2 separate regions of the Mus musculus genome follow, and region 2 is linked to region 1. Evidence: chromatin loops called from intact Hi-C (ENCODE). Cell type or tissue: left cerebral cortex. All regions are shown on one strand. Links, peaks and the distances in the headings refer to the core of each region. The heading gives the core; the rest is flanking DNA.

Region 1 (10,891 bases), core at 3,611-7,610:
AGTCTCAGAAGTGCACAGGCAAGCCAGCCAGTAAGCTTTACCATTTCTCTCAGGACTTAACTTCAAAGGTTCTGTCTTCCAGACATGTCCAGTCTGTTGTCAGCATTCAAGTGAAGTGCTACACAATTCAGCTGAGGGGTAGGTTTTCCTTAGAACTCATTCTGCACCTCAGCCTTGTAAAGCTCCCCAGAGTTGGCTTGCATGCAGGACACAAACTTGAACATGGGTCTCAATGTTATTCAATAGGTCAGGCAGTGTTCTCTTCCAGTTCATACTCTTAAGTGTTTGTGTATGTGTATGTGAGTCAATGTGCCTGTATGTATGCAGGTGTGGGTATTATAATTTGAATAATGAATTCAAATTCAACATAATTTGAATAAGATGGATATAGATGTTCCCCAAAAGTCTGAATGTGAAATATTTGTCCTCCAAATAATGCTGTTAGTAGGTACTATGAACTTTTAAAAATAGGCAGCTCCTTGGGGAATTTCTTAGGTTAAGGATTGGGAGCTCCGAATATCTCACTTTCTCTCCTGGCTTGTGATGGGAGAGTCTACACTGACACAACCTTTCCAGCACTGCGTCTACTGCCTTTACCTGAGGTCCAACCCAAGGAACTGCCTGATCTCAAACTCTGTCCTCTAGAATCATGAGCAAAATAAACCTTTCTTTCTTATAAGAAAATTGGCACCTGTATTTAGTTATAGTAGCATGACACTGACTAATGCTATGGGTGACAGAAAGATAATGTTAGTGACAGGAAATCTGCTCCCAGACCTTCTCACTGCATAGGCTTCCATCTCTGTCTTAGTTACTTTTCTATTGCTGTGAAAAGACACCATGACCAAAGCAACTTATAAGGAAAGTATTTATTGGGGTTCATGGCTTCAGAAGGTTAGGCCCTTGTGACCATTATAGTGGGAACATAGAAGCAAGCAGGCATGGTGTAGCTAAGAGTTTACATCCTGACCCTCAAGTTGGAGGCAGAGAGAAAGATCTGGCTGGGAATGATATGGACTTCTGAAAGCATGACTCCTCCAAGGCCACACCCCCTAATCCTTCCCAAACAGTTCCACCAAATGAGGACTGAGTATTCAAATGTAGGAGCCTCTGGGGGCCATTCTCATTCAGACCACCATAATCACTGAAAGCAACACTCAGAGAAACAGTTGGGGAAGCTGTATTAGATCAATAATTATAGAAATAACTTCAGAGTGTGGCTACAGAGTCTGACTGCTCCTCTCATACATGTGGTAGGTACAAGTAGTGGAGGCATTTCTCAAGAACTGTGCAGTGTCAGATATTGTATTGTCTGAATTAATCTTCACAACATTGCCAATGAGGCAGGCACAACATCACCATCATGATAGACATGATAAATTTAGCTCCCTTCCTCCATGCAAGTTTCTCTGATTTCTTGTCTCTTCCCTCCTATCCTTTCCCACTGGTGATCTTCCCATTTCAGAATAACTGCTACTTTCTATCCTAACATTCATGCGCATTAATGACAACCCTTCCCAGTAGGTTTCTGAGGTAGGCTTTCTTATTCCAGTCTTACCAGCAAGTCAACTGGGGCTCACAAGGGTTAGGACACTTGGCCCTGTATTACATGGGTAGACAACCACAGAGCTGAGACTTAGCACACTCTGCTCATTGTACCAGGTTGTGGTCAGCAAACTGGGGTCTATGGTCTGCCTTTCTGCCTGCTTCTGCTCTTGTGAAGACTGTTTGGGACAACCACACTTTCCTGTTCAGTTTTCTTGGCTGCTGTTTCTGCCTGACAGTAACAGAGTGGGGTTGGTGCAGCTGAGCCCATCTGGCCTGCCAATCTAAAATATTTACTCTCTGGCCCCATTGCAGAGATGTTTGCTGGTCTCTAGTTTAGTTTTGACTCTGGACCATAAGCTTCTGCAAACTTCGATGTTTGTCTGTTGTCATTAATGCCATTAATTGATTTCTAAGATGTATGGGGGAAGAGTTCTCTGCCATTTCATCTTCCCTTGAACTTGTGGTCTCAGGGCCTGTTGTGTGCTGAGCTGGGTGCTCCTAGAGCAAGCTCTCTTGATTTCTCTTGCCAGTAGCATGCACAATAGCTTCCAATCAGTATGTGATGAGTTGGTTTGATGTGTGTTTTACGCCATTAACTGGGAGAGAAACCTTCCTGGGCATATTCAGCCTCTGAAGTTCTAGCAGAGCTGGCCACTTCCTGCCTATATTTCCCCAGAGAAATCCTTTTCCTCTAAGTAGAAAGCTGGCCAGCCAGCCTGTCCTTGGCCAGCAGACAGCCCAGAGCTGACTCATTACCCTCAGATCCTGCTGCAGCCTGGGGAGCAGGGGCTACCTTTGAGTTCCTACCCTAGTGAAATCAATACCAATGATTCTGATTCAGTCGGTCTCTCAGGCCACCTGCTAAGGCTCTTCTGCCAATCTTGTTTTCAACAGACCACAATTAGTCCTCTGGAGAATGCCATCGAGACTATGTCCACAGTCAACGAGAAGATCCTGATGATGATAAACCAGTACCAGAGTGATGAAAGCCTCCCCATCAACCCTCTCTCCATGCTCCTCAATGGGATCGTGGACCCTGCTGTCATGGGAGGCTTCGCCAAGTATGAGAAGGTAAGGGACCTTGGAGCTTATCCCCCATGTCCATCCTCGCTTGATCCCAGATGGACAATTAGCGTTGTTGGACATCAGGTTTCAACCCGAGTTCCAGTTTCCTTCCCACCCTGACTCCACACTTAGAAGAAGAAGAAGCAATTTGCCAAGGGTCTCCATTCCTTTGGTACCTCCAAGAATCTCTGTCAAGAAACAGCTGAGAGATGACTACAAACCATAAGCCATGACATCTGGTAAACCCATCTCTTCTACAGAGGTTTTGAAATAACAGACACAGATTCAGAGAAAGAACAAAAAACTCAGAATCTAAACATGTGAAAATCTGGGAGCCCAACTCCCTAGGTCTAGGCACAATCTATCTAGATTGATTGATGAAAGTCACAGGGTCCCTTTAGGAAGCCCCACATATTTGGGCCCAAGATTATATATTTGACCCTCCTGGTGTAGGTGGCCAAAGGGAAATAACACCAGCTATTTGAGTCATAGTGGGAGCCCCTATTGTAATGGCAGTATGCCAATAAGGACTAGCATGACTTAGAATAAAAAGTCCTGAGCTAACTTCCAACTCCCAGAGCCTGAATGAGGAATGAACAACTCTTTCTACAGAACCTCACTGTGCATTCTCTGTGCTTTGTCATTTGGTGCAACGGCAAGAACAGCCCAGTGTGCACCAGTTCAGAGTTAGTGATAACCATTGCCCATCGTTGTGGCTACCCTCACACATCTGTGGTCACCCTTGGCGTAGCCTTCAGAGTGGTCATATGATACAGATGGGGGATTGTGAAGAGAGGGGAAGGGAGAAGTGGAGGAGCCCTGAGGGAGACTGGGAGGCAGGCTTGAACAAGCACCAGGAGAAGTTCCTCCGGCAGCTCTCTTCCTCCAGCAGTGATCCCCTGCACCTCAGTATCCTTCTCAAGCTCCCTAACACAGGTATCCCTGTTCTAAACCTCCATCCGACTCAAGCCTCCTGAATTCTGGTTCAGTAAAACCCAGATGGGACTAGAGAATGTATGTCAAGTTCCCAGTTCAGAACAGTTTCCACGGGAGCTGCTGCCGGTCCTGGCACCCCATGGTACCAGAACTTCCTTGGAGTCTGCAGGCTCTTTCCAGTGAGTGCTGATATCTCTGCAGCCTCCAGTAAAAAAATTGTAACAACATCAGCTACGGCAAGGTCCACCGCAATGCCCGAGTCCTTGAAGTTTCTCTCACATCAAGTTTTCTCTCAATGCCAGAGACCATGTGTCCTACCTGATAAAATATCCTAAGTCCCCACCTGTGTCCCACCCCCATCCCAGGCCTTCTTCACTGAAGAGTATAGCAGGGAGCACCCGGAGGACCAGGACAAGCTGAGCCATCTCAAGGACCTGATTGCATGGCAGGTAAGGCCTCACTGGGCATGGGAACATCCATCCAGGCCCTCTCCCTTCCCTCTGCTCACCTGGCCTGGGCTGACTCCACATGACCTTCTGCTCCTTACCTCCATCCTCTTCTGATGCTGGGTGACACCTGAGCTGGCTTACGAGGACACATATTCAGGGCACCTTACCCCTGAGTGATGCCTAGTGCTGGCAGCAATAGATGCAGTGTTAAAGGTGGTTGAGATTGCTTTCTTTGATGTTAAATTCAGGCAGTAGCTTTTCACAGTGGGGGTTCAAATGAAAAACACCCCCCCCACACACACACACACTCACACAGCCACCACCAGCTTGCACCAATCAGACAATAGAAGGTTTGCCCCCTCTGCCTCCACCTCCTTCTATGTGAGGCTGACCCAGTTTGTTGCAGATAGTGTGCAGATGGATATCAGGTTCTGCAGATAATTGAGGTCTTTGTTGGGCTGGCTCACGGTCAAAGGGTCCACATCTGCCTAGCTCGGCCAGATTCCAGCCCCGGGAGCTGTTATTTATCTGCCTCTGTATCCCATCTTGCTGTCTTCTTCTTGCCCACCTTTCTTCCCCACCTCCTTCTGTGCATCTGTCTGCCACTCTTAGAAGCTCTTTGCTTCTCTCCTGTCATTTGCCTCTCTCTGCCTCCTACACCCTCATTTCTTCCTCCCCTCTCTCTGCCTTTTCTTTGCTCTCCCTTTCTCTTTTGTCCCCCCCCCCCCTTCCAAAGAAGAAACAATCTGCTGGATCCCTCCCTTAGGAACTTTCAAAGAGCCAGATCCTTCCTGCTTTTAGCCCTTTGACAGTCTCCGCAGACATGTGCTGGGCTGGGCTCTTTGCAGATGGCACACCATTGGACCTAGGAGGGGTAAGATGGTAAGGAGTGAGCAGAAACCTGGGGCCAGGAGTTGCAGGCTGCCCATCCCTGCTCCCCACTCCTTGCCAGTCACCATGCAAAGAGAGGCGCAGTTTCCTTGGTAGGGAGTTTGGTTACTCCAGGGAAATCAGGGACTGAGAAGTGTTGGGTGCCGACTCTTTTCTTAAAATAAGTATTCCTAATTCAGGTCCTTCCCTGCCTCTGCCAATTTATGCAAAGTGGGACTTTAAAAACGAAACGCTGAGCGAGCACTGCAGACACGCTCTCCCTGAATGCATTAGGTGTGTCTGGAATTTTCTCTCTGCTTCCCACTCTGTGCCACCCATGAAACTTAAATATTCCTCAAGTGTTTCCATCTTTCTGGGACCATCTGTATCCTTTTAATACTCAAATAATGGCACTTCCCTTGCTGGCCAATCAGAGAAGCAAGAAGGCGGGCTGAATGGGTCAGTTCCCTGGATACATCTGGGGCACCCAGGTCTTACACATTGACTTTATGCTGCTGACTGGAAGCTGTGAGGATCCTATTCTCAACTGATTAGTTCCCTGTGCAGAATCCACTGCCTTCTGAGTATAGGGCTTAGCCTTGCAGAGCAGTTGTCTCAGGCTACCACTTCTAAGAACATTCTCCCCAAGTGTCAAGGGCTCCACTGAAAGCAGCTTGCATTAGATGCCACTGCCTCTTAGGCTGTGAGCACATTTGGGCAGCGCCCCCTAGTGTCTACCTCTTCTATAGCATGGCCTATGGCTCCCAAGGCCACAGGTTACAGAGGCCATTTCATCCCAGAGGAAAGTGCCCTGAACCATGCCCGTCTTCTACTCTAGCCAGGATCTCTAAATATGGCACCACGGTCGTTCAGATAGTGCAGTCCTGCTGTGTAGGTAGTGTGGCATTCTTGTCATTACACTCAGCAGATCAGCTTGTATGTTTCTCTTCCATCCACTCTCAAAGCCCTTGTTTAGTGAGCCCACACTGTGTCCCAGGCACTGTGCCAGGTAACACAGCAATACAGATGGGCAAACCTGACCCTGACCATTAGAGCTAAACTCTTTGTTTTGTTTTGCAAAGCTACACTCACGGGATTTTTCTAAAGACTCAACAACCATAGACTTTAAAGGGAAATGGGAACTTTTACCAAATCAGAGAAAGCTGAAGTTTCCAATATGCCATTTGTACCAGAATCTGTAGGTTTCAAGACTGGGACCTTTCTAGAGGTTCTTTAAAGATTTGATTGCATGGGACGATGTCTACGGTATAGTATTCTCTCAAGCTTTCTGTTGTGAAACATTACATATAGGAAAGTGCCCACAGAAATATGGTTCTTTGGCTTAGTACCAAGCATCTGCAGACATGACTCCATCACCACCACACACACCTAGACGTGACAGGCTATTTCTGGTGCTCCTCGGGCCGCCTATGTATCCCTGTAGTCATTACCAGCCCTCAGCTAAGCTGACCACTTTCCTGCTATTATAGGAATTATTTCCTAGCATTTTACAAGAGCTCCACTCCCAAGCATGCCTTCGTAGGCATCATAGTTTGCCCTGGATTCCTGCTGACCTACATATAATTGGAACCACCATGGACAGATCTCCGTGTCGGCTAGGCTAGTGATGGACAGATCCCTGTGTCAGCTAGGCTTGTGAAGTTTGCTCATTTTGTTGAACCTTGCTATCATTTTTCCATGCCGTCTAGAAGTCTATACAGATTGATCATGCAATGATACCCAATGTATTAAGTTTTATGCTCATTAGTTTAGTTTCAACTTAGTTGGGGCTCTTGCCTGTATCTTTTTTTGGGTGTGTTCAAACCTGGAAATCCTTCGTCTTAACACAGAGAAAATGTAGCTTTAGTATCTATTGCTAAATTTCTGTCAGCAAAGGTTCATTTATCAACATCATTAAATAAAATATACACTATATCCTATTATGTATCCAGCTTCTTTTATATATCCTTGAATTTTACTAGGTTATAGCACATATCAAAGATTTGACTTTCTCTACATTTTGCCTTGAAAGTATAGAGCATACACATAGTATCTCCACTTATTGACCCATCCTCCTGTAGGTAAGTGTGGGTATACATTCCATTCCCTCGAGGTACATGTAGTAGTAGAATTGCTGGTTCATTTGTGTTCCATCATGCTGGATATAAGAAATAGTTTTCCTAAGTGCCCATAGCAGCTTCCCTGCCTGCCAGCAGACCTGAAAGAATCTAAATCCTTCTCCATTCTCACTTAAACACATGCATTCACACTCACATATGACAAAAGTTAACTTTAAAAATATCACAACCATATTATGTTATCCTTTCTGATCACAGTGGGATAAACACCAAAATACGTAGCGTGATAAGCCTCAGAAGTTATATGCATAGATGGATACTGAATAATGCACTTTTAAATGAATGATGGATCATTGACGATATGAAGACAATCCCTTGAACCCAATGAAAACAGAAGTACAATGTGCTGAAGCCCATGGGGTTTAGCGAAACGTCTATCGCAAAGGAGTGGCATGCTCAGAAAGGAAAATGTGTATTCCAATGCTCTGATGGAATGCTCTGTGGATGTTAAAGTCTAGCTGATCAGTAGTTTAACACCCATAGGTCTTTGATGGCTTCTCTTAGTCTGGTTGGCCTGCTCATGTGTCACTGAGCATCTACTGTCACCCCTTCCTCCCCCTTAATACCTTGAGATTGATGCTAAGCTGACCAATTTTCTTCCTTACCTAAAGTGTAGCACTAAATCTATACACGCTTTCCATTTTAAATCCTACCATATTATCTTTATGGAAGACTCCTTTGGTACTGTTTTTAACCTAACACCTTAAGCTTTCTATAGGTTTCCTCCACATTCATCTGCCCCTTTGTTCCCATGTTCTCGATCCTGCCTGTTAATTTTGATCCTGTCCCCTCTGGGTGAGTTTCCTCCAGTGCCTGGTGACCCCTGCAGATTCCTCCTAATTTCTAGTGAAGCTAATTGGAAATCAGCACGCAAGAGAGAAGGCTTTGTCAGCAAGGTGGCATCATTGCCTGGCAACTGAATGACCCACGTGTTTGAACCTACACACCTACATAGGACACTTACATTCTCTGCAAGCAGATTCTTCCAAGTGTTTAACGGGAAGATGAGTTTGGTTACTACATTGGGCTATCTGGGCATCATGCAGTGGACATCTCCCTACCCATAAGCCACTTTTTATCATCCTTTTTTTTTTTCAGTCTGGTGACAGCTGCTCCTCCTCCTGCCCTTGGGTATGGTACCCCTGAGTCCCCGGTTTCAGGATCTAATTGTTTTATAGGACAAGTCCCTGCTTTTTGAGAAAGTAGAAGCGCATTATACCTAGGTGCAAGTTGAAGCAACGGGCACCTCGGGCAAGGAACTGGCTCTCAGCTTTCCTGGGACAGCCTTGCCTCTACCCCCAGTGCCTCCTTCATTCCTAGAGGCAGGATGGCCTCTTCTAACCACCACCTCCCTCCTCTGCTCTTGGAGGTCAGTTCCAGCCTCTGGCTACCTTCCTCCTGCCCATGCGCTGGCCATATTCACAGCCGAGCGCACATCTCACTGCAGTGTGTGTCTCCCTGCACCTCTCTTCTCTCAAGAAAGCTAAGAGAAGGAGACAGAAATGGTGGAGATGTTTGTTTCTCTAAAAGGATTCTATCCCCTACCCTGGCTGACTTAGTTATTTTACCAGAGGGCCATGCAATTGAGTTTCTCAAACTTTCATTGTAACTGTGAGCTCTGTCCCTCCCCTTCTAGGTCTCTGAGGTTCTGTGCTCTGACCTCTTTTGTGGATAAGACAAACTGTGCCTCTCTTTTCCATTCTTCCCGCATCTCATGTCTTCCTGGGATGTGGCAGCACTTTCTAGAAACTCTCTACTAATAAAAGAACTTTCGGATACCAGCATACCCTTAGCAGCCATGGAAAGTATAATTGGGCCCCATGGTGTAAGACGGGCTGTGGCCTCGCTTCCTGTCTCGATCTTCCCTCTTGCCATGGCTTCTTATCTTCATAATTTCACTTTTATACTCCTGAATACTTCTTAAACAAGACTGTGAGGCAGAGCCCTGGAGAGTCCGCCTTTCTGTTCTCTGAACTCTTGACACTTTGCAGGGTTTTTTGAGGACTCAGATTTCCCCATGTCTGTGGTTTCTAATGCCCGGGACACTCTCAATTCCAGGGAAACTAGAGCAGTGGGGTCATTGTTTCCCTTGACGATAAATTCTAAGGCTACAGCTGTCCCAGGGACCGTGTGGGTCGCTGAGCACCTGAAGGCTTTCCAGGAAGAGTTAAGTCAACTTGAGCTCCTGAGATAGCCCCGAAGCTGAGTCCCATGGCTTGCCACCTCTCTCTTCAGATCCCTTTCCTGGGAGCTGGGATTAAGATCCACGAGAAAAGGGTGTCAGACAACCTGCGCCCCTTCCATGACCGGATGGAGGAGTGCTTCAAGAACCTGAAAATGAAGGTGGAAAAGGAGTATGGTGTCCGAGAGATGGTATGAGTGGTCCCTGTGACTGCAAACAGGGAGGATTGTGGGAATAAGAGCTTAAAGGGGCTGGCAATGGGGGGAACCTTCCTGTATGCCTAGTCCCTCAAAATCACTCCTAAAGGCAAATCAGTTAGAATTGGACCTATGGACCTACCACTTACCCAAGGGACTGTACAATTGTAAAGGCTACATTAGTGAAGCACCTAATATGTGCTTGGCCTTCTATAAATACAGTTGATATATATCAAGTGATTGATATAGGCAGATAGCAACACTTTTACCTACACGAAACTCGCAGCCATGGTGAAAAAGGCTGCCTGTGGGGTGAGCAGCCAGTGTGCAGCAGTATATGGTATGGTGTTGCTAGCCAGGGTGCTTGGCAGTCCATGTTGCCAGCCAGGGTGCTTGGCAGTCCGGGTAGATTTCATGCGTCTTCAGATTACTCTTTCAACTTAACAGCAGGCTCATCCTCTGAGGAACTTCTGTACAGAAGCTTTCAGATGAAGATGCCAATCCAGAGCAGCTAGGTGAAGGGCACAGAGGGCAAGGCAGTAGATGATCCCAAATAGGACACTTCCATGTTGTCAGGACACATCATCCTCTGGCTTATTGGCATGCGATTACCTACCAGGGAGCTCACTAGAGCTTAAGTGTGGAGAATCTTTCCAAAGCTTTCACTACTCAGCCATGATTGAGTGAATCATTAGCCCCGGGCTGGAGATTCATCTCTGTTCCTTGTCTCCTCTCTGGAGGTTGTGTTGATAATATGTGACTCAAAGTCTCATCCCTGTAATGATAGGGTTGGTCTCTCTGGCACAGGCCAGCCCTATTCAAGCCCTCTCATTAGCATAAAGATGGCTCATGAGGCCACTGAATAATAGAGATGCTGTCTCTATGGGGAAACTTAAGGACTAGTGATCTTTCCCCCGGGATTGAGGCTGCTGGTGTCTATCCTGCAGCCCTGTGGTCTTGCTGACCGGGAGCTTTGCACTGATGCTCTCTGTCCACAGAAGATGGGGGCTCAGGTTGCAAAGCCCTGCTCCCCTGGATGCTCACCACTGTTCTTCTACCTGCAGCCTGACTTCGAAGACAGGAGAGTGGGCCGCCCCAGGTCCATGCTGCGTTCCTACAGGCAGATGTCCGTCATCTCTCTGGCCTCCATGCATTCTGACTGCAGCACTCCCAGCAAAGTCCCCGCAGAAAGGTAAGTCTTTTCCTGGAGCTACCAGGCTTCCTTCCCATTCACTTTAAAGCCTTTCCCCAGCAGGGACCTCAGGAAAATCTTGGATTCATGCAGCATGTTGCCTTGACTGGTACCATTTTTAAAGCATCCTGGACAGCAGAAACAGGCTGATGGCTTTCCCAAGAACCCAGACCTAACTGCAGCCACCACCCACCCGCATCCCCTCCCAACCTACTACTGCCACTGCCGCTGGACTTCTTGCCCATTGATGCAGCCATCATCCCTCTCCCGGCCTGCATTGTAAATGGTTATTCCTCTAATAGGGGTTCAGTGCT
Region 2 (10,891 bases), core at 2,737-6,736, 78 kb before region 1:
TTTCTAGCCCCACTTATCTGTAATGAGAGCTTCTTAAAAAATGCCTTTAATAATTGTCACATCTATAGCCTCAGCTCCTGGAACCATGCCCAGCACACAGTAGGTGCTCACACAGTGGGTACTCACACACTGGATGTTCAAGAAGTACTTATTGAATCAAGGAACAGGTAAAGGGGTTAACTCACTGGAACTTGTCAGAATGTGAGAAATAGAACAAAAATACTTATGTTTCTGGCCTCTGCTAAATCAAAGGTATAATACCCAACTAAATTTTCAGTTTATGGAGAAGGGTCCCCATAACATTTTTTTAGAGATAGAGAATGCAGTATTAAGTTCAATCTCCATTAATATTTATTAAACTTATGCAATATTCAGGTTTAATTCTAGATCCTAGCAATACAGCAGCAAATAAAGTGACAGGGTTCTCTGCTGAGTAGAGCTGATACAGAGGTGTGGTATAAAAATACAGGTCCATGAAAATACAGGTTTGGGGACCTAAAAGACCCTGCTTTTATTTCCTACAACACCAAAACTAAATGTCTGACTAGTCAAACTATTTGGCTTCCTCTCTCTCATGTTTTGCATCTATAAAATGGGTACACAGCTTAGCTCATGTGTAAGCTGAGACGTCTCAGGGAGATGATGAAGACATACATGAATGAATGAATGAATGAATGAGTGAATGAATGAATGAATGGGATCTACCATTCCACACACACACACACACCCCTCCAAACACACACACACACACACACACACACACACACACACACACACACACACTTTCCCTTACTACAAAACACTCTACTGTTCTCTTTGGAAGATTTAAAGTGATCTCACAGGCAGTCCCAAGCTCCAGCTATGGTCAGAGGCGTTTGTTACAAGCGAAAGTGTGTGAGGAATACAGGCTCTTTTTTCTAGCCTTGACCCTAAGCAGCCTTCTCAGGCCACCTTACTGGCCTTGCAGTGAGGACTGTTCCCTAAGGAGGCACTGCCTGCAAGTCTAGCCCTGGTTTATCCAGATAGTTGAGCTGTCACTGATAGCCACAGTGTCTGGCAGGGCGCACGGTCCTAGCCCTCCTGGAGTTACCATGAATAGGCGAGCAGTGTTAGGATTCACACAGAGGTACAGCATCCAGTTGGCACCTCTCTGCTTGCTCATGATGCTCTTCTGTTTTTGACATGGAACAGATCACATACACCTTCTAGATGTGTGTTCATTTTCCTAAGAAGGAATGGAATTGGCTTCATCTACCACACAGCAGGACCTCTGGGAAGCTAAGGATTTTCAGGACACACAAAGACAGGCACCTCCCAAAGCCAGGCAGCTGAGGGATTCCGCTCTCCATAAAGGCAGTAGTAGCGTGTGCTTTTGAACAATTTGAACACCAAAGTCACTTTTCCTACCTTCCAGCAACTGTCTTCAAGTAAAAGAAATCCCCCAGCGTGTTTTGCTCACAGAGGTACAAACTCACTGAGCGGCTGAACTTGACACTCAATAACCAAAAGGCCACTGAGAGTTGAAGGCCGTAGCGTCACTGCGGCCAAGCTGCAGTGGGAAGCAGTTAAATTGGTTCACTGACAGTCACTGGTAGACAGTTACCATTTCCTCTGTGCTGGGAATTTTACCTGGTTAATCTGCTTAGTTTTGTGGAATACAGCCAATAGCATGAAGATGATGATGATAATTAATAATAACTGGTACTTAATGAAGGCTCTATACGTTCAAGCTTTTTTATATAAATTAATTCAATCTTTTATTCTCCATATAAAATAAAGAGGTTTTGGGTTTTTTTTTTTTTAATCTTCTTTGACACATTAGGCAAGCAAGCTACACAAGATCCTCCTGCTCAAGGTCACAGGCACATGGCTAAGATTGGAAATCTGGTTACCTGGCTTCAAGACACTTCTCACTTCCCCTGCTTGTGGCTATGTATCAAGTAAGCATTAGATATGAGCTTCTTGGAACACAGACTGAGCCACCCTGCTGCCCCCCCCCCCCTGGTGCCCAGCACTGTAGCCAGACTTGGCATTGCTATAAGAGAACACACTGGATACCTCAGCAGCCCTAAAGACTTTTCCACATTACAACTCCCAGAGGCCTGACGAAGCTCTGAGATGAATGGATTTCAGAGCCTTTGCTTTTCCTGACACCACAACCTCCCACCTCCAATCAGTCCTGGATCCACCATACAGACAGCACTAGTTTAATCCAAGAATAAAATTGGTTACATAAGCACACAGCAGACATGGGGGTGAGCAGAGGAACAGCCTGGGAGCAGCATTTGGCCACTCTCAGTCTCCAAAGTGTAGCCTGTTCACAGAACTTTTCATCTCCCCGTGAGCATCCCTCCGCACGCAAAGTTTCCTTCATCTTCTCTCCTTGGTGCTTTCTATATTGTATTTTATTTTGGTCGTGCGCATTATCTGAAGTTACCATAGCAACGCGTCACCAGCTGCTATCTCATAGTAATGTTGGCATTTAGGTAGCAAGCTCCTGGAGCTGACTTCCTTCCTTCTGTGTTCTCACCTCTCCCACCAATCCCAGGTGAGCGGGGTGCCTCCCAGCAGCCAAGCCCCCCTCCTTGATTTTGTTCTCCAAAGCAGAGCAAATGATTGCTTTGCCTTCTTTGCCACAGTTTACTCTAGCACCACAAGAGTCTCAACTCTGTGTGTGTGTGTGTGTGTGTGTGTGTGTGTGTGTGCTCTAGAGTGTGTATGTGAGTGTGTGTACCTACATATGTGTGTTTGAATTAAAGGTTGCTAAGTAGGAATGGTTAAACTGAATGTTGTATGCAGAACTATTAGTATTTCCAATAATAATATGATATGGAAGAGACTTTTAATACAAAGGAGCCAGGGTAATGATTTGGGGAGAGTTCCTACCAAAACTGAAGTCGTCTGCTATGTTGCTCACACACTATCGGTTTCCTCTTGTTTCCTTACCAGCACATAGTAAAGAGAGCCTGACTGGTTGTCCTTTTCCTCAAAGCTTCAGTTCTCTCCCAGATGTGCGAGACCTCTGAGTGTAGTGATGAGCCGGATTAATTAAAGGACTTGATTGTCTCAGATAGCCGAAGAAGGTCCTATGCGGCAAATATACCCCTCCACTCCAGCATTAAGTAGCCCCTCATCAGCCAAGTGCCTGCAATGATTGCACTTATTTTTACACGTTTGACCTAGTTTCAAACTGTGTCTCTTCATGCTGTGATTCATTAGCCACATTTTAAACCACCCGATTAGAGCGAGGTGACTCTGCCTGCTTTGCGCCAGAGACTCAGATTCAATTTCTCTCTGGAATTTAATATGCAAGTCCCTCTGGTACTCTGTTTTAAGAAGCAATTTCCTATCCGGGCACCTGGCATGCTGCTTTGGTATGGATGAGTGGCTGCCTCATGCCGTGGTAGTAAATATATGTCGATTATAGAATTTCTGCCAGGAATAAAAAGAAGAGGGTTCTAATTGGCTCAGATTGCAGGGAATCCCCCAACTCCCCGAGAACCCCATGCAACATTAAGGCTTTTCTAGGTCATTGGAGGGGATGGGAGTTTGAACTTTTAATGATATAAAGTTGGAGCAGCAGTCGACCTTAGGGCTATGTTGGCTGCCAGGGCAAATAGTCTGATTGTCACCCCAACCATCCTTCCCCAATTTCTCTAAGCATTTTAGATACGGCAGGTATGAAAGTCTGGTCTCAAACTTGTGAAAATGGGAGAGGGCCAAGACACACTTGCCATTTTGAAGACAATCTTGAAAGGGGCTAGCCGTCAGAGAAGCACTAAGTGATTCCATTACTCCTTCATTGCATGAGAAATCGTGAATGGCTATTCAATTCAAATGACAGAGCCTTTAATGAACCTACTGCCTGTGGCTCGTTCTACTTCAGGGAGTCTGTTAGTCACATCTGTGTGATCACCTAAGGATCGATACCAAAGTGAGCTAGGCTGTGGTAGAAAAATCAGGATGCTTCCGGTTCAAGATAAAGCAGTCAATTTTTGATTAACAGGCAAATGCAAGTGACTTGTCTAAACTTCCATGACAGTGCATGCAAATCCTAGTGAAAGGCACCCAACCGGGCTTTTCTACATGCTGATCTGGACAAAGAAATTAACAAGCTGGTAAAGTGACTTTGATTGATCTGTGAACTCTAACACACTGACTGATTCCTAATAAAACAATAATGGTTTATTTCATAAAATGGTCAAACTCTCCAATGAAGAATGGAAAACCCCTCTCTCTTTTTTCATTATTTAAAGATAGAAAGAAAAAAAAGGCAGAGAAGTTTCCTTAAACAAACCCTAAGAGAATGCAGCCCGTTCGAGGTAATTCCAGCAACTTGAGCTCCTCTGAGGTTCGCTCTTTGCATTTCCTCCTCTTCCAATTCAAATCAAGCCACTGGGAATAACAAGCCTTGCGGATCGAGGCGTTTGGGGCAGCCTGCAGTTCTGACAATGGTGGATTTTCACCACACACACCCACACAAGCTCACAGTCTCAGCACTCATTTAAACCAAAGATTTAAAGTAGACTGCTGTCCAAGAGACAACAGCATTTTTTTCCTACAAGATCATCGATTTAAAAAAAAAAAGAAAAAAGAAAAAAAACAAAAAAAAATCAAACCTTCCCATATCTCTTACCTCCAAGCAGTGGAATTACCTGCAGAAGATGCCGCCCCTTCCTTGTACAACGAGCCAGCCTTTGACCAGAAGCAAGATAACTCCAAACGAAGGAAAAAATAAGCCCTTTATATTGTAATTTTCACTGTTTATATGCAAGAAGTGTAGTGGGTCTGCTCACGTAGGAATAAATAAAAAGCCGAACAAACTGCACAGCAGCTACCATGTGAAAAGAAAAGCCCTCTAGTGGCCACAGGATGAATTCTTTAAGGAAGGGAGAGAAGAGAGGAGACGGAGGGAGCAGGAACTGAGGAAGCCCAGGTAAACACACACACACACACACACACACACACACACACACACACACACACACACACACCACACACACCTACCTCTAGCTCTTCAAACTCTAGAATCTCCCTTCCCTACATTTAGGCTACCCAGAGGTATGAAATCCATCTCTTAATTTCAGTGCGACCTTGTTAAGTTAGCCAGGATGCAGCTGCTTCAGCCTGGTTTGAAAGAGTTGAGTAATTTCACAAACTCACTACTACCCACCCTGGAGGTCTCGCCAGGAAATAACAAGCAGGTGGGATCCCCAAGGCTTTGGATTCCTACACTCAAAGTGGCTAGAGCCCCCTGAAAGTCTAAGCTTGGTGCTTTGGGCCAGATATCCATGTTTTCTAAACATGGGGTGGGTTTAGCGGTCACCAGCTTCTGTGCAGGTGACCTGCTTAGTCATCGAGTTCCTTCTTTTAAAAGGCCACTCAGCTGTTCCAAAATGATCCATAATACTTTTAAGTGAGGACCCTACATCTTTGCCTCATTCCGTTCTATAGCTGGCCCTGCTGACTGAGAAGGCATGACACCCCTAACGTCCTAATTGAAAAACACCAGGAAGCAAACGAGAGCCTGTACCTATGTTAGCTACTTTGGCAAATGAGTGCATGGAACACATTAAGCAACCTAAGAGACCTACCAAAGAATGCAGAGGGTACTTCCTAGGGGCCATAAGCACTGTCCATCACTCGAGCAGACCTACAGGCTGGCTGATATACAGGTTACATGCATGCATATTCAATATTTTTAACAACAGGAGACTTTTTTAAACAAAGGCCACAGACTGTCAGATACACACACACACACACACACACACACACACACACACACACACACAGAGAGAGACAGAGACAGAGACAGAGACAGAGAGACAAGAACAGAGACAGATAGACAGACACAGAGACACACACTCAGGTATCACACACCTTTATTTTTCAAATAAAATTTCAAATAAAATTTCAAATGAAATTTCCAAGCCTATCTTCAGCAGTGGGAGTCCCTGGACACTCCTTGTATCCCACCAGTAACCAGGCAACCTTCAAAAAAAATCTGGCCTGGCCTGGTTCACAGTGAGACCTCCTCTGGCCAAGATGGTCATCCCTCTAGGATCTTACAGGAAACAGTTGAGAATATTATCTCAGCCCTGCTTGATTAGTGACCAGTGTTTCTTTACCAGCTTCCAGAATATATCCCCTCAAGTGCTGTTTCTATATGCCAGCATGCCCCAGCACAGACACTTAACACCCTGGGAGGGAGAACACAGGAGAGACTGAGTGATGCCTTTGGTCCATATGAGGCTATAACTCATGCTTCTCCACTTTCAGGGTTTCTTCAGGACCCACCTCCTCCTCACATCTCTACCTTGATTTCCCTCTTGTCTGACTCCTTTCCTCATGGACATTAATCACGCTTTCCCGACTAAATAATAAACTCACGAAGAGCAAAGGTTGTCTCTCCGCATCTCCTTTATCTTCTTTATCCGTAAATAATGCCAATCCTGGTAGGTGTTAGGTTCGCTCATGGCTGATTGATTCATGGTGATCCAGTAATGATCTCTCTGCAGAGACTTGCCATGCACTTAACAGTGCTGTTGGAGCTGTTGGTCTTTCCAGGAATTCCTCTGGGAGTGGATAAGGGCACAGATAAGACTATGGGGATTCATGCAGACAAAATTATTTACCAGGAAAATGAAACTGACTGCCCCTGAGAATCTTGGCTAACATAGGCTGAGTCTCCCAACATCCATAGAGTGCTGTTTCCGAGGTACAAACAGCACAGAGGTGGGGTGAAGAGGGGGACAAGGGGGTTCTGCTCTTAGTTTTGTATCTGGAGCTCCTAGCACAGCTACAGGCACGTAATGGGTGTTTAATGAATGTTTTAAAATGAATTAGCGGTAAGGACATTTCCTCTTAGGGAGTTGTTTTACATGCCAGCAAGAGGAGATGCTTTGCTGCTGGGTGGTCCTTTATGAGTGCGGGGGGTGGGGGGGCTGTATATTTTCAAGTTTGATGTCAAGGAGACAGAAAGGACAAATTTCAGTGCCTTTGTATTTTTCATTATGTTTTGTAGAGTCACTTTGTGGCGTGTATGACAGCTATCTTAGACCAGATGGGCGACCAACACTATTCATTTTACATTGAGACCTTCCAGACCAGCTCAGACCTTGTGGTAAGTCTGCAGGACATGGCAGGGGGTTGGGAGGAGGCAAGAAAGGCGTGGCATACCAAGCTCCTCTTCTCAAGAGTTTGGGGCAAGAAGGCCCCCTACAGATCTCAAGCGTGTGTGTTGCAGATATGATATACGAATCTGATTCCATTTCTAGAACGTATCTCCAGCCCATTACAGCTGTGTGCTATGGCTCCCACATCTAGATTCCCATTAGCAAACAGACATTTGTCGATGAATCATGAGTTCTCTGGAGCTCAAGAGTCTGAGTGTCCGAGTCATAATATTTTAGATTGGAATCCTAGCTAAGTCACTGTGTGACCACAGGCAAGCTAACTTCTCTCAAGCCTCAGGTGTTTTGTTTTTCCAATCTGGGAGCTAGGGATGACACTATCTGTGTCACGGGCTTTGAATCCGAAGTGTAACAGTAAAAGCACTCAGGAAATGCAGCTGTCACTATGCTGTAGCCAGTGTACAGAGAGAGCTGGTTCCTGAGCTCAACTCACCACTCAGGACTCGTCTGCTAAGCCCACCACCATCGCCAGGGAGAAGCCACAAGCTTGGCTTTGTGCCAAGAGTCTAGTACATAGCATGTGCTTGATACCTTGTGCTAACCTGTGGGTTGACATTACCCCGTTCTGATGTGGAAGCTTGGACTTTATACCACAAAGGTGATTTTTTTTTTCCTAGAAGAAAAAATTTGCTAGAAATAAGCCAATACCATTTCCAGACTTTCACAATTTAGTTTAAAAGCAGTGTTTTTGAAATAATATTCTGCATAGCCCCCTCACTACCCTACCATATACACACATCACATATCACACCACACATACACAAACACACCATATATATATATATACACATACATACCATGCCATTCACGCATGCACACACATACACACACACACCACAACACACCAAACATACACCATTCCACACACACTCACACACACAATTGCACACATGCTCACAGCACACACACACTCAGCACACTCACACAAGCACATATGTATGTGCACACACAAGTACACACCACACATACATCACACATATACACTATACCACGCACACTCACACACACCTTGCACACACTCACACACAATTGCACATACACTCACACACAACCGTACACACTCACAGCACACTCACACACAAACAGGCACACTCATATACATATACAAACACACACCCCAAACGAAGTTAATCTGTCTTTATCTGTTTCATACATTGGGTTTTAGGTGAGATTTTCTCTGAGCAGAGGCTGCAGTGAACATGACAAGCGCGGCTTAGGGAAAGAACTGCGGATGGGTGGGTTCACTCTGCATTCGAAGCTTTAGCTAAATCACCTAGGGGATTCGACTTCACTACCTGCAGCTCAAGATGCTCTTGGTACCAGTGGTTCTTGACTTGGCTGTCTGGATCTGTACTGAACTTATTTTCCCTAGAGATAAGGATGAAGGCTAGCCTACTGCAAGATTTGCTGGAGAATGTTTCAATTCACTTTGAGCCTCTTTAAAAAGAGGAAGACCCTTGTTACCGCCTGTCTTTATGACTTGACACACACATGTGACACTTGGATTAGCTGTGCCTATACATTGCTAATTATATGTTCATTTAAATAATAGTGTATTTGTTCAATGACCCGAGACTGTACCATATAATGTGGATTATTTACCTCTCAAATACGTATCTGGGAAGATGATTACGAAATCATCAGCAAATACATTTACTTCTTTATTCTTAATGACAGAACCAATAGTGCTATAGTTGCAGAGAACATTTTCAGTCATTGTTCATATTCCGCTTGTACCTGTGAGGCAGAATCTTAGTAGCGGACTTATAAATTTCCATTTCTAACTGGTTGTGATGACTTTGAATTCCTTGGCAAAAACCTAGGCCCCTTCCCAAACCTAACCCTCTAAAAGAAAATGAATATTCAGTCACCACCACCAATATCTAGACACTCAAAGTCAGTCCCTGTGAAGTGAGGTGACAGGTGTGTTTGGCACTTTTATAGGACTTCTTGATGGAGACATTCATCATGTTCAAGGACCTCATTGGGAAGAATGTGTATCCTGGGGACTGGATGGCCATGAGCATGGTCCAGAACCGGTAAGGTGCCCAGCACTTCCAGAACACCGCCTTGTCGTGTGCTCACCGTTTATTTTAAAGAACACTAGCAGCCATAGAAGGGAGAAAAGACATTAAAATTTTAATAGGCCCTTCCTTTCTGTGCACAAACACAAGGAAGAAAGAATTCACCAATTCTGAAGCCACTCTAAATAGCCACAAACCTTCTCTGGTTTTCAAGTTGCTGTCAAAATGTGATACTCTGTGATAGGAGAGTTTAGGGAAGTTTTATACAACTATGTTGTTCATAATAAAATGTTTTCTGGGTCATATATTAGGTAAGTGTCTAAAGCACTGGGTTAAAAATTTTAAAGGCTTCCACATTACAGGACTTGGGGTGGGGTGCTTTCAATATGCAATTATGATCTTCTACACTGAAGAATAGGGGGCGCATTTTACAGATGAATCTGCCTTTGGGACATTGTAGGGTGTAACTTAAACATTTTTTGTTTATTTATATAATCCCTAACCATGTCTCACAGAATATCAATGTAACCCAAAGATAATCCAGACCCCACATGAGCAATCACAACCTGAGATAAATAATTAGAAATGATTCCAACCTTCACGATTGTGTCTCTAATACCATCTTGGCAAGGTACACACAAATCTCATGACTCAGCCATTCTAATAATCCCTTCCTCTACTCCCCCCCCCCCCCACACACACACTGTCTTTTGCACGCTGTAGCTCCCTTGTTCTGTCTCAGGATCCCATTCTTATGTCCCACCCATGTCCTCTCTTGAGTAAGGCCTTCTCAGCCCCTCCCTTCTTTCTCTTCCCCTTTCCTACGGCTACTTACATTTATTTCAGGCCTGTACCATACAAAGCCCTTCATCTCAAAGGGGTTTCTAGTTTTATCTCCCTGTATCTACCACCTCTGTTCTTCATTACACAGGCCAAGTATTGAGTGACAAAGACAGAGATGTCCCCAGAGAGTGACAGAGAAGAAAACCCAGAATATTCTTGAGTGAAAAGACTGGATGAGAGACTATGCGCATTTACATATTAATGATTTTGTCATTGCATAAGGTCTGAGATCTGTCTCTTGCATGCTAAGATCTAATTGCAATACCTGCTGATCTCTGGAAAACTGTTCTTCCAGTCCCTGGATGCCTAAGTGCCCACTGTGTGATAGACACCTGGCTACCGTACTCTTGGACTGACTTTAGGACTGCAGGAGGGGAGGAGGAATTGGTCAAGGAAAAAGAAGGCATCTGTCTATACAGTTTTGCTTATTGTAGAAAGAGGGAGCTCTTCCCAGCAACACAGTGCCAAGGAGCATCCAGCCCTAGCCTAGGCTCACTCTGCCTGGTTCGCATCTCACATGCTGAAGGCTGGCCTTGCAATAACTAACATGCTGGTGATAATTCTCCTAGGCACACTGTGGGCCAGAAGTGAACTCTTCCCTGACCTTGTGTCCTGCCAGCTTTCTGAGCATGAGCCCTGTGGAGGAGCATAGTCATTCATACTCGGAAGGCCCTGTGCTTGGTTTAATGCTCACGTGCTACCATCTCTTGACTTGTAATAATTTTTAGACAGTGGGATCCCTGTTTTCTGTTTGTTCTGGCTCCATAAGTTGTCTAGCTGCTCAGATATAAATGGTCACTCATCTTGAATCGAGGTAGAAGCTATATGCAA

What was found. A loop is a pair of places that touch in the nucleus more often than their neighbours do. Peaks named below come from ENCODE experiments on the same cell type or tissue, not always from the same donor. Only the 100,000 strongest peaks of a DNase experiment are listed, where the experiment ranks them.
Region 2: it touches region 1 in a loop (4-fold over the local background); 3 of 42 quality-filtered maps call a loop at or near these places.

The regions. Positions count from the first base shown.
Region 1 is chr11:34,231,257-34,242,147 of GRCm38, reverse strand. Dock2 (dedicator of cyto-kinesis 2) reads left to right here. Exons shown (of 52, transcript NM_033374.3): 45 at 2,443-2,619; 46 at 3,915-3,998; 47 at 9,242-9,379; 48 at 10,450-10,577. Among named protein-coding and RNA genes, the nearest start is that of Foxi1, 29 kb to the right of the region's middle. In left cerebral cortex, for the core only: a CTCF peak has its summit at 5,594 (motif pointing left); DNase peaks (open chromatin) are centred at 4,471, 5,081 and 5,553.
Region 2 is chr11:34,308,691-34,319,581 of GRCm38, reverse strand. It overlaps Dock2 (dedicator of cyto-kinesis 2), which reads left to right. Exons shown (of 52, transcript NM_033374.3): 28 at 7,025-7,123; 29 at 9,138-9,232. It overlaps Insyn2b (inhibitory synaptic factor family member 2B), which reads right to left and starts at 4,760. Exons shown (of 4, transcript NM_001025382.2): 1 at 4,637-4,760. In left cerebral cortex, for the core only: a CTCF peak has its summit at 4,831 (motif pointing left); DNase peaks (open chromatin) are centred at 3,061, 3,302, 4,438 and 4,841; H3K4me3 peaks cover 694 bases.